2 separate regions of the Mus musculus genome follow, and region 2 is linked to region 1. Evidence: chromatin contacts called from ENCODE Hi-C data. All regions are on one chromosome and are shown on one strand. Each heading gives the region's core, a stretch centred on a gene start or an enhancer-like site at or near the end of the contact. The rest is flanking DNA. Distances are from core to core; before and after follow the strand shown. Region 1 has its middle 6.6 kb from the start of Gm52187. Region 2 holds the start of 1700041B01Rik (a long non-coding RNA gene).

The links. Hi-C counts contacts between places; a loop is a spot of excess contacts on that map.
Region 2: a map of CH12.LX shows a loop between it and region 1 (2.0-fold over the local background). The contact joins the promoter of 1700041B01Rik here to the enhancer-like site in region 1. A Hi-C loop is called at or near these places in 2 of 37 maps with a recorded cell type or tissue (CH12.LX and left cerebral cortex).

Annotation. Positions count from the first base shown.
Region 1 is chr15:78,633,070-78,638,571 of GRCm38, reverse strand. No RefSeq gene overlaps it. Among named protein-coding and RNA genes, the nearest start is that of Gm52187, 6.6 kb to the right of the region's middle. Within about 2 kb of position 3,662, at least 1 of the 3 ENCODE cell types and tissues checked has a DNase peak (open chromatin) inside an H3K27ac peak, as active enhancers do; it is left cerebral cortex, where a contact is called at or near this core.
Region 2 is chr15:78,667,033-78,672,985 of GRCm38, reverse strand. It overlaps 1700041B01Rik (a long non-coding RNA gene), which reads right to left and starts at 2,348. Exons shown (of 4, transcript XR_003951540.1): 1 at 2,058-2,348; 2 at 1,652-1,779. It overlaps Elfn2 (leucine rich repeat and fibronectin type III, extracellular 2), which reads left to right. Exons shown (of 2, transcript NM_001358692.1): 2 at 1-5,653. The coding sequence ends at 1,112.

The DNA.
Region 1 (5,502 bases), core at 2,413-4,912:
ACTTATGCATTCAATATTTAAAAGGTAAGCGCGTGCCATACGGAGGCTCCCGTCCCCTCCCCCAGGGACCAGACTCCCTCCCTGGAGACAGCCTGCTTTGCCAACGACTTCCCCTCCAAGGTGTCTGCGGAGAAGAACAAACACAGGCATGGGAAAGCAAGCAGAACCTTATGCTCTCCCCTTTAACTCAGAGAGCAGCGGCCTTCTATCATTGGGATCTCCATGTCAGTTTCCTACCAGAATCTAGTTAATATCAAAGTCCAGAGAGGTTAACACTTGGTCTAGAGTCACACAGCTTGGTGGCAGGATGCCCAGCCATCACAGAACACCTGTGGTATGGCTTAGCAGAAAGAGGCAAGGGAGAAACAAAAGGGATGGCTGGGGGTGAGGGTGGGAGTGGGAAGGCAACAGAGGACAGGTGGGCTCTCATCTACTCTCTGCTTGGGAGTGGGGCTCCAGGCTGAGCACACCCCTGCCCTGCCCTGTCCCTGATCAGGTTCTGCTGCAGGCCACTGGAGCTGGCAGGGGCCATCTGGAAAATGGTGCATAGTGGGGCAGGCAGTATCAAGATATGGAACTGGAGAGGTGGTGTAACACACACATGCATACATGCACGCATGCACACTCACGCGTACTGTGAAAATTCTGTCTGCTGTGTTCCACTGGGTTCTGGGAGGTGACTCCTAACCTGGCTTCACTGCAGCTTGAGGCTGCAGCTTTTGAGTGCTGGGCTCTGGACGCACTACCCTGAATCCTAGAACATGGTCTGGCAGAGTCGCTGCAGATTTGGATCCCTGCAGGGCTATCCCTCCTCCTCCCCCTCAGCCTCCCCCTCCCCTCTGTGAGTTGGGCAGGAGCAGGAGAGTCTGGTTAGGTTGGAGGTGAAGTGTTTGTGAGGGACTAATCTCTGCCAATGGCAATGGTCACCCAGCCCAGGTCGCTGGCCTCAGCAGGGGCCCAATCAGTAGCTGCTGTGGTTGATGCTGGTTACATGTCAGGCCATCCGGCCTGGCTGGAGATTCTGGAGCCCGAGTGCACCCTTGGAGAGACCACTAGGAATTCCCAGCTCCCTCTCCATTTCCTGGTGCCCACACTATATAAAATGAGGATTTCTGAACACCTGGCTCCAGGGATCCTCCTGCCTCGTCCTCTGGAATAGCTGGACTAGAGCGCAAGCCATTGCAGCTGATGGTTCTCTCTGATCACCAGCTTCTCTGAAAATGTCTAGAAAGGGAGTGACTTAGCCGCCATCCGGCCCGATCCTCTGATTTGCTATGTGACCTTGGGATGTACCATCACCCTCTCTGAGTCCATACTCACTCGAGACAACCTAACTGCTTATCAGTGTCCTGCCCACTCCTGACCCCTCCTCACACACAGTGTGAGTCAGCACTCCCCACCCCCACCCCAGGGACCCTCCGCATCCAGAAGCTGTACCTGAGAAGCCTGGACCCAGGGACAGCTGGCTACTGCCTCAGGGTTCGGTTTCGGCCTCTGGCAGGGCCTGGGACCAAGCCTCCATTCTGCTGGGTCCCTTAGCCATCTTTACTCTTGGAGGCTGAAATGATTCTGGCTATGTAGCCTAGGCTGGTCTGGAACTCAAGGCAATCCTCCTGCATCATCATCAACGTCCTGAATGCTAGGGCAATCTCAAACAGCTTCCCTGGTCTTTCAAATGTTTCTCCCACACTCCCAAGAGCCAGGGGATCCTGCTGTAGGCAGGGGAGTGGTGGAGGCGTGGGGGAAGGGTGTGTGTGTGTGTGTGTGTGTGTGTGTGTGTGTGTGTGTGTGTGCGCGCGCGCTCGCTGAGCTGCCTCCTCCTCAGTCTCCAGGGGCTTGTGTTCCACCTTGGCTCCTGAGGAGGAATGGTTTGGGAGAGGAACTGATTGAAATGTACTTTTCGTTTCGGGAGGGGGAAAAATTAAAGTCTCCAATTTGAGAGCGTGGCGGCAATTAGTGTTTAATCACGAGAGATTCTAGAATGTGGAAAAGTGCCCTGGCTGGGGAGGGCACCTGGCCCCAGGCTGATTACAGACCAGCTTCCTGTTACCTTGCCAGCCACCCCCCCCTAAAGATGAAAATATATTCGGGGCATCCGTTTGTTTTCTGAAGGAGAGAAACAGCTTGTGGGGAGGTGGTGCCAGGGCCCTGTTGCTCCATCTTGTTCTGGGGGAGCCCGTGAGGAGGAATCGGGCCACCATCTCCCTTAGGGGTTGGCTTTGAAGCCTCTCACTCCTGGTCCCAACCCTTTCCCAGCAGCTTACTTACCAGCCACGTGGCCATGGGAAACCCACAAGTCTCTGTGCCAGCCTCACATCTAAGAGGAGGACAACCCAGGGGGTGGCTGCACTGTGCTCTGCAAATGTACCTCCGGCAGTACCTGGATCATAGTAGGTCCACACTGAGGGAGAGAGGAAGGCGGGATGGGCCCATGAGCTCTCCTGAACGGGGGCTTGGGCTGTTGTGCCAGATGGTTGTCTGGCCACACATTCTGGATGCTTCAGAAAAAGCTGGAGTCTGGGAGCAGGACTTCTAGGCCAGAGGCAACAGCCTAACCCATGGGTGGCAAGACATCTCTGCAGTTCTCTGTGAGCCCGGCTAGCCTGCCTGCCTTCCTTCCTTCCTTCCTTCCTTCCTTCCTTCCTTCCTTCCTCCCTTCCTTCCTTCCTTCCTTCCTTCCTCAGCACTTGGAACCCACTCAAGTCCCTCCTGTCACCTCTGCTGCTGCAGTGCATTGGCAACAACCACATAGACTTAGGGTGGCATCGGACCCCTAGCTAGCTGTGTCTAGGAGTCCTGCTGGGGAATCTCTAGATGAGACCTGCCACTCCCTATGTTCCTGTCTGGTTGCAAATACTAGTAACAGCAAGCTGGGCGCCTTGGGGGGAGGGTCAGCTCCCAGGAAGAGTTTTGGGCTCTGAGTCGGGGAGTCAGGGCCTCACAACCACGGAGTATAGTATACCATACCAGATATTGTTCTAAGTTTTCCCTGCCCTTGGGTTGGCTTCTCATTACTCATCTGGGAGTCAGACACAATCACCCCCATTTAACAGTCTGAGAAACTCGGGCTGGGCTGGGTTGGGCTGACACGGAGCCAGGGCTCTGTCCAGCTCTGTCCGGCCCGCACTGCAGGAGCCAGAGGCTGCAGCTGCGTGGGTGGGCAGGAGGGAGCAGACCCGCAGGCTTGGCTAATGGCCCTTGGTAAGGCTGTCATGAATGGGAACAGGAAGTGCTAGGTTCAAGTTCTGATCTGGTGGGAAGGCAGAGTTCCTCTGTCTCTCCTCTTTCCCTGCTTGCATCTCTCATCCAGTGGAAGAGAGAGACTCAGAGATGAGGCTCAGAAAGAGGGTTTAGACCTACATCGCCACAGACTCTGGGGCTGTGCCTCTGCTTTCTCTTCTGCCCAATGGGCTCAGGACCTTCTCCCTTCAGCCCGTGTTCTAAGCACCAAAGGGTAAGGCTATCACGCCATGTGGTTCTCAACCTTCCTAACGATATGATCCTTAATACAGTTCCTCATGTTGTGGTGACCCTCAACCATAAAATTATTTTTGTTGCTACTTCGTAACTGCAGTGTTACTGCTGTTATGAATCGTCATGTAAATATCTGCTATGCAGATGGTCTCAGGCAACCCCGTGAAAGGATCGGTCAGCCTCCAAAGGGCTTGCTTCCGACTGGTTGAGAGCCACAGCTATAATGTAAGGCGTAAGCCTGGTAAAATCTAATGAGAGGGGGACTACTTGGGAGGCTCAGTTCCCCCAAGATAACACCTAGTCTTTGGGGGGAGGGTCTCAAGAGACTGGGGGATGCAGGCTGATGATCGAAATTCTATCAAGAGCCCCCATCCTTCCCTTCTTGTGCCTTCCCCAACAGTTCTAAGTGAGGGACATTCATAGCCAGGCCTGAGTAGGTGGGTAGGTGGCGCTGGCTTAGCCAAGAAGTGCCTGTCTCTGATTCGTGGCTGGTTTCCATGGCAACCGATTGATTGCCCCAGCTGCAGACTCAAGGAGAATGAGCTTTCTCCCAAGCTGGGCTGCCTGGGAGGCCACCACAGCCGTGGTACCTATGCCTCCTCAACGGGGTCACCTCAGCTCAGCTCAAGAGCCATTAACTGACACCTGGCACATGCAAATGCGATGATGTAACAGGAGGAGGGCCCTAGTGTGTGTGAAGCACCTACTATGTGCAGCTGGAGTCCGAGGGCCTGGAGCTGAACCTGGCCCAGCCACATCCCAAGCCTGGGAGCTTAGCCACTAGGCCCAGAGGCTAGCACGGTGACACTCTGGGGAGTAGCACAGTTAGTCCCACCAGGACAGAGGAGCAGTAGCATGGGTCTCTGAGGGAGACCCGTAGAGTGACAGATGAATCAGAGTGTGGGTTGGCTGAGAATATGGTCGGGTAAGAGAGGAGGGGATCAGGTGGGGTGCAGGGAAGGTGACCAGCAGGACTCTGAGTTTGCCCTCACACTATAGTCAAGGGACCAGTAAGCACAGCAGGCTGGTATCTGATTTGTCAGCTTCTAGTCCTTCTGGCCACAGCTGCTTTCTTAACAACCCCTGTCCTCAGCCCTGCTTCCTGTCCAGGTCTGGATGTGGGCTTTCAGGGTTTCCTCTGCCCAGGCCTGCTGAATGTCTAGCCTCTAGCTGGTGTGGAAGGCTCCCAGGTACTGATGGCAGCTCCTCTCCTTTTTATGTTCTTGCATCCCCTCTGATTCTTCAACCCCTAAAACTCCCTCTGCTCTGTTCTGGGGCGCCCCTCTTTCCTTCCTTGCCCTTGGAGGCAGTTTTACAGTGAGCCTGGCCCTAATCCCAACCTGTATCATTCGGTGTGGTTCTCGTCCCAATCTTGCCCTCTGACCTGCCTTCTGCCTCTTCAGCCTCTTCATTTTCAACCTCTGCCTCTTCTCTGGTCCCCAGATGGGCTCTTTAGGCCTGGCCTCATTGACATTCTACCCACGGCAGCCTTAGTCGCATGCTAGCTGCAGGAGCTGTTCCGGTGAAGGAGCAAGACAGAGAGGCTGGGCTGGGGCTGGGGACAGTGCTCTTGGGGTGTTGGTCTGAGCTTCAGTCTGGCCAGACTGCAAATCATGTTTGCAACTGCAGACCCAGAACTTCAAACCTCAACTGGTTAAACCCAGCAGCTAAGGAGGCCTTTTGATCTTCTTTTGGGAGGTGAGGCCCATCCCCAGAAAGACAGCTGGCAGGATCCACCCAGCATGGCATTCAGGTCCCAGATTCCCATACTCTGCTGAGGTCCTTGGGGCTATGGAGCAGTTCGTTCTTGCTTCCATTGCTCCTGGGTTCTTGGAGTGCTGGGGAGCCTCTACAAATACAAATGGGGTTTAACAAGGAAGCAGGGAGGAGATCTGGACCATTTCACTGAGAGCGCGAAGCCTTCGTAACAGGAGCTTCAGAGATCATTGGACTATTTCATTCATTCCTTCTTCTCTTCTTCCTCCTTCTCCTTTTCCTCCTCCTCTTCCTCTTCCTCTTCTTCCTCTT
Region 2 (5,953 bases), core at 1,099-3,598, 36 kb before region 1:
ACGCTGCACAGAAGCTGGGCGAGCCACCGGTGCTGCCCGTGGCCAGAATGTCCTCTATTCCTTCCATGGTCGGAGAGAAACTGCCTGCCTCCAAGGGTCTGGAGGCTGGGCTAGACACACCCAAGGTGGCTACCAAAGGCAACTATATTGAAGTGCGCACAGGTGCTGCAGGAGACAGCCTGGCCCGGCCTGAGGAGGAGCTTCCAGAAATCGAAAATGGCCAGGGCTCAGCGGCTGAGATCTCCACCATTGCCAAGGAGGTGGACAAGGTCAACCAGATCATTAACAATTGCATCGATGCCCTCAAGCTGGATTCAGCCTCTTTCCTTGGGGGTGGCGGCGGCGGTGGAGGCGGCGGGGACTCCGATCTGGCCTTCGAGTGCCAGTCCCTCCCTGCGGCTCCTGCTGCCTCCTCGGCTGCCACTCCCGGGGCGCTGGAGCGGCCCAGCTTCCTGTCACCCCCCTACAAGGAGAGCTCCCACCACCCGCTGCAGCGCCAGCTGAGCGCCGACGCCGCAGTGAGCCGTAAGACCTGCAGCGTGTCGTCCAGTGGCTCCATCAAGAGCGCCAAGGTCTTCAGTCTGGATGTGCCAGACCACCCGACCCCCACGGGACTGGCTAAGAGCGACTCCAAGTACATTGAGAAAGGCAGCCCCCTCAACAGCCCGCTGGACAGGCTTCCCCTGGTGCCCACGGGCAGCAGCGGGAGCAGTGGTGGGGGTGGTGGCATCCACCACCTGGAGGTGAAGCCGGCCTACCACTGCAGCGAGCACCGGCACAGCTTCCCCGCTCTCTACTACGAGGAGGGCGCCGACAGCCTGAGCCAGCGTGTGTCCTTCCTCAAGCCACTGACCCGCTCTAAGCGAGACTCCACCTATTCGCAGCTCTCCCCCAGACATTACTACTCAGGGTACTCCTCCAGCCCCGAGTACTCGTCTGAGAGCACACATAAGATCTGGGAGCGCTTCCGGCCCTACAAGAAACACCATCGCGAGGAGGTATACATGGCTGCCGGCCACGCCCTGCGTAAGAAGGTCCAGTTCGCGAAGGATGAGGACCTGCATGACATCCTTGATTACTGGAAGGGGGTCTCAGCCCAGCAGAAGCTGTGACCCTCTCCTCCCCCACCGGTGAGGTGATGGGGAGGAGGGCAAGGGGACTTGGGGGAAGGGCCCCCCAACAGGGTGGCCGGGAGACGGGAGACAGGCCAAGGAGCCTGGGGCCGAGGGGCCCGGGCCTAGGAGTGGACGCACACGCACACACGCACACACGCACCCACACACACACACTTGACCACCACCTGACTGTGAAGTAACCAACACCCAATAATAGCGGACAGGAAAACAAACATTTTCCTTAAAGTTTACAACCTGCTACTGACACCAGTTGTCTCTACTGTGCTGCCCAAGGGACTTCTTGCTGGGCTGGGGAAAGAGGCCAGAGAGGGTGTGGGGGGCCTGAGACTCAGGCGGGTTTTGGTGGCAAAAGAGATTTGGGTAGAGGTCAACCACAGGCCTCTTGTTCAGAGAGGCTATCCTCCAAGCTTGGGAACATTTCCCTTGGAGACGTGGCAACATGTGGACATTGGGCATCCTCTCCTCCCACTACGGATGGCCCAGAGAGAGGAAAAGAAGCCCTAGGGGTCTCTCACCCAACAGGTTACAGCTCTGTCTCCCAGCTTCCTGGCCCAGTGCTGGCCCCGCCTCCAGCTGCTCCTCTGGGCTCCGCCCCCATTCATCTGCTACTCCTTCCAAAGTTGTGGTCTCAGGGGTCTAGGGACTGAAGCAGGCAGGTGCTCTTTAGAAAGTCCATGGGCATCTACAAGGTGAAAGGCTATGGTCCCTAGCCCTGGGAGGCCAAGAGTAAGCAATGTCCTGCTAACCAGACAGAAGCAGAGGCAAAGGGTGCCACCAGCCCCCTTCAAGTGTCTTCCAAGTAGCCCTGGGGAGCTGCCTGGGTGTGGGGTGGTGGGTAGACCTGCTCCCCACTGGTATCTCAGGTGTAGGCCCCCATGCCACAGCCCCTAGTTTCTCTGGGTCTCCGGGACTCCTACCCACCACAGAGAGGCAACAGTGAATGACAAGGCCTGGGGCCAGTGTGGAGATGATGTAGAATGTGGGGATCTCTCCCTGCACCCTGCACCCCACTTGTCTGGCTCCTGCTGTGTGCAGCATCTCGGCCTGCCCAGGAGGGCATCTGCCCCACCCCACCCTGTCTTATCCCCTGGCTTAGAGGGACTCCCATATTTCCATGGAAATGGCCACCATCCTCTTTATGACCCACTCCCAACACCAATCAAAGCACAAACAGTGAGGTGCCTCCTACTGCCCTGGTCAGGGTGCAGGGCCAGGTTCCTGGCCCCTCCCCTTCCCTAGCTAGTCCGTTGCCATGGCAACCCAGAGCCTGGCAGTTGGTGCCCAGAGCGACTAACTGACCAACCGTTGGGCTCTCTCACTGAGTTCTCTCAGTGTGGGTGGCAGCAGAGGGGGGTAAAGGAAGCCTGGCCAGGTGGCAGCTCTCTCGAGAGCCAAGAGCTTCTGGGGACAAGCTCTGGAGTCCCGAGACTAGGCTAAGGCATTGTCCTTTGCCTTTGAGTGGGCAGTGGGCCTGTGGGGCATTGGGACAGCTGTACTGGGCAGTTCTGCCCCCTGCCTGTGTGCCCCTTAGCTTCCCATTGAGATAGGGAGGAGCCTTCTCAGCTCAACCCCAACTTCCTGAGACTCCTTCATTCCTGCTGCTCTTTTTGGCTTACATGAGATAAGAGATTTGTGACTCTTGAGTGAGGAGGATGGTGGGCGAGAGGCATCTCACTTGACCGGTGAGGGCTCTGACCAGGAAAGCTAGGGCTATCCTTGGGGGTAGGGTATGGGGAAGGACCGGGGGTGGGGAGACTTGACTGAACACCTCTATCACATCGACTTCGGGGTGGGCTGAGCCCAGGGCTCACTCAGGGGTGACATTTGCAAAAAATAAAAATAAAAAATAAAGAAAAAAAAAGACTGTTCTGGGGAGAGGAGGGGACTGGCCAGCCTGGATGTGGAGAACAGAGCTCCCTTAGCCACAAACCCCACCCCTCACCCTACCCTATACCCACTGACCACCCTGAGAATAGCAGGCAGGCCGAGAGGCTAGGGGCGTGAGCAAGCAGACCCCTGTTATCTTTGCATGACGATTTTACTGTATTTTTTCTGAGCAAACATCTGTCGTGTATGTGCCAGTTTGTCCAGACTCCCCTCCCCACCCCCATTCCCTCCATGTGATCCAAGCAGCTCTTGAAACCCAGGGAGGGCCAGCTCTGCAGAAGACCAAAACAGGTGCCGCCAACCTAGCCCTGCCCCAGACCCTCCTCCCATCTTTCTGGGCATTGGGCCCACAAGTGTTTGCCTGCCTTCCTCCATCTTTACAGACACTCCTTCCCTGTTAACCATCTCTGTCCTGAACCACTTCTGCTTGTTCTTCCTCCTCTCCACCGGGGAAAAGCAGCCTTAGAAGAGTGTTCTCAAGGCCATGTTCCTGTGGGAGGGGCTGTGGAAGGATCCACACCGGGCTGTTTCCATCTGGAAACGAAGCTGGGGCCCTCCAAAGAGGCACCCGGCCAGCCACATGGGACAGATGGAGAGGACTGTCACACTGAGTACAGGAGGCTAGGAGCTTGGAGCTTCATGGAGAGAGGCGTGGGGCCCTGCAGGAGGGGAGTGTCATGCCCAGGGAGACTCCTCACAGTGGAGTGGGCTCTGTCCCTACTTGTTTGGCCATCATTCTTGGTTGAAGGTGACTTATAAAACCTCAGATGCCACTTCAGGGGGAACTTTAAAGAGAGGGTCCATTTCAACAATGGGGACCAGGCCACAGGGACCTTTGAGACAGAGCAATGATCTAAGACATAGGTACCTCCATTGGGCAGGTCCCCCAGTTGATCTGGCCGTCCTCTAGGGCAGGCCCTAAGAGGTTTTCCCTCTGGGATGTTCTTTCTACTATCTAAAATGGCTTGTCCCTGGGCAGAAGTACAATTGTCACAAAATGCCAAATGGATTCTTATACCCTGGAGCCAAGTGAAACCCCCTGACATTGAGTTCTGGGCTGAGTCGTGGGACAGGCCATGATTAGGGGCACAGGGAGGATCCCAGGGCCTTAATGGAGTCAACCTGGGAGACATGTGGGTAGGAGGTGACAACTGGGCTTCCCTGACCTGTTAGAGAACAGCCTGTGAGGTCCCGTTTGTGGGAGCGTGTGGCCTTCCCGAAATAAGCTTAAGTCAGATGGGAAACCGCTTAGTCTTAGCAGGTTCAGGGAGCCTGGACCAGGTTCTCGAGTCTGTGGAAAGGTCCCCTGTCACCAATGGCCCTTCAACTCCTTCCTACAGAGCAGGAAGCTCTGAAACAAACCGATGCAGGGCTGAAGGGCCTGTCTAGGGAGGTAGGCAGGGAAAGCCCACTTAGGAGGGCCTGGACAGTGCACGGAGGGAGGCAGCTATTGATGGTGCTGACATCTGGGGCTGGCCCATGGCCCTCCTCCATGTTCCCGACTAGAAATCGCATTTGCTCACAATCCAGAAAATTTAAGGAGTTGAAGTTGGGTAGAGGTACAGGGGAAGGGGAACCTCTAGACAGACCCGGCAGGGGGGAGGGTGGGGGTAAGGGTGGGGGACAGACAGGAACAGAGGTGACAGCTCTCCCATCCTTCCAGTTCATGAGGGGCTAAAACTTCAGGGAGGCAGATGGGGGCTTCCTTGCTGTGATGGGCGTAGGGGACCAGGTGGTCTCTTGTCTCTCCGCACCAGAGCTCTGCAGACATGGCAAGAAGAACTACCACTGTGAAAATGAGCTAGGAAGGAGAGGTGTGGGACCTGTCAGCTGTCCCGAGCCCCTTCCCTAGCCACCCTATCACTCTGCCCTAGCAGGTCCCGACATGGCTAGGGGGCCTCTTCTCCAGGATGTGGATTGGTGGGAAAAGGTATAGGGGTATGGGGTGTCTAGCTACCCATAGGGTGACCTCGCCCCCTTAATGTTTGTTCCTCTTGTCAAGGCTTGCTCTCTGGGATCCCCTCTGCCCCAGGACAAGGGGACCTTCCCCTCCCCCCAGGCCCATGCTCATATCATGTGACCTACACCCACCTCTAAGAAACCGTCTCTCCCCCCCCAACTAGCCTCAGTGCCCCCCCAGATGCCAGCTGCCCCTTCTGAGCAGCAGGGAGACTAGAGGTGTCCACAGGGGTGGGGGTGGCCTCCTTTTCCTCCCCTCCTCTTCTGCCAGTCAAGCACAGGGCTGGGGTGGAGGTCCAGACAATGATGACCACCTCTTCTCCCTGCTTCCCACATCCCCTCCCCTGCACCCTCCTCAGGAGCTGCCAGCCCCTGGGGGCATGGTGGCCTGGCACCTGGTTTGAGCCCTGCGGAGCTGTGCTCGGGGGCCCTGGACTCTGAACCTGTGACCCCTCGCTGTGTACGGAACTTGCCCCCTCCTGGGGGGCCTTGGGCCCTCTCCTTTTCTTCTTTTAGGGGGTAACTTCATTTATTTCTTCTCCCTCCATTTGCCTCCCCCCCAATTTTCCTGTTTTAAACCGAATGGCACGAAATCGTTTTCCTCACCTTGAAGATTCCTGTATGGAGAGAATCAATTTCTATATTTGCAATAAATTTCTTATTTAAAACAAGAGGGCCGAGGTTTGTGTTGAATGCATCTCCAGTTCCTGCCGTCGCCATCTCACGTCCTCCTTCCCTGACTGACAGAGCTGAGTGGCAGTACCATCCTAGAGTACCCTATACCCTGTCACCAGAACATGGAAGCCACTCGGCTGCCGTGTGATCTGATGTGCTGACAACCTGGTGTCTACCTGTGGTCCTCCTGCCTCCCAAGACGCACACCCCCGGGAGGCACAGGGGCAGCTTCTCAGGAGGAAAACTGCCCTTGACAGTGGTCGTGGAGCAAGCCTGACTTGTTCTAGGTCACTGTC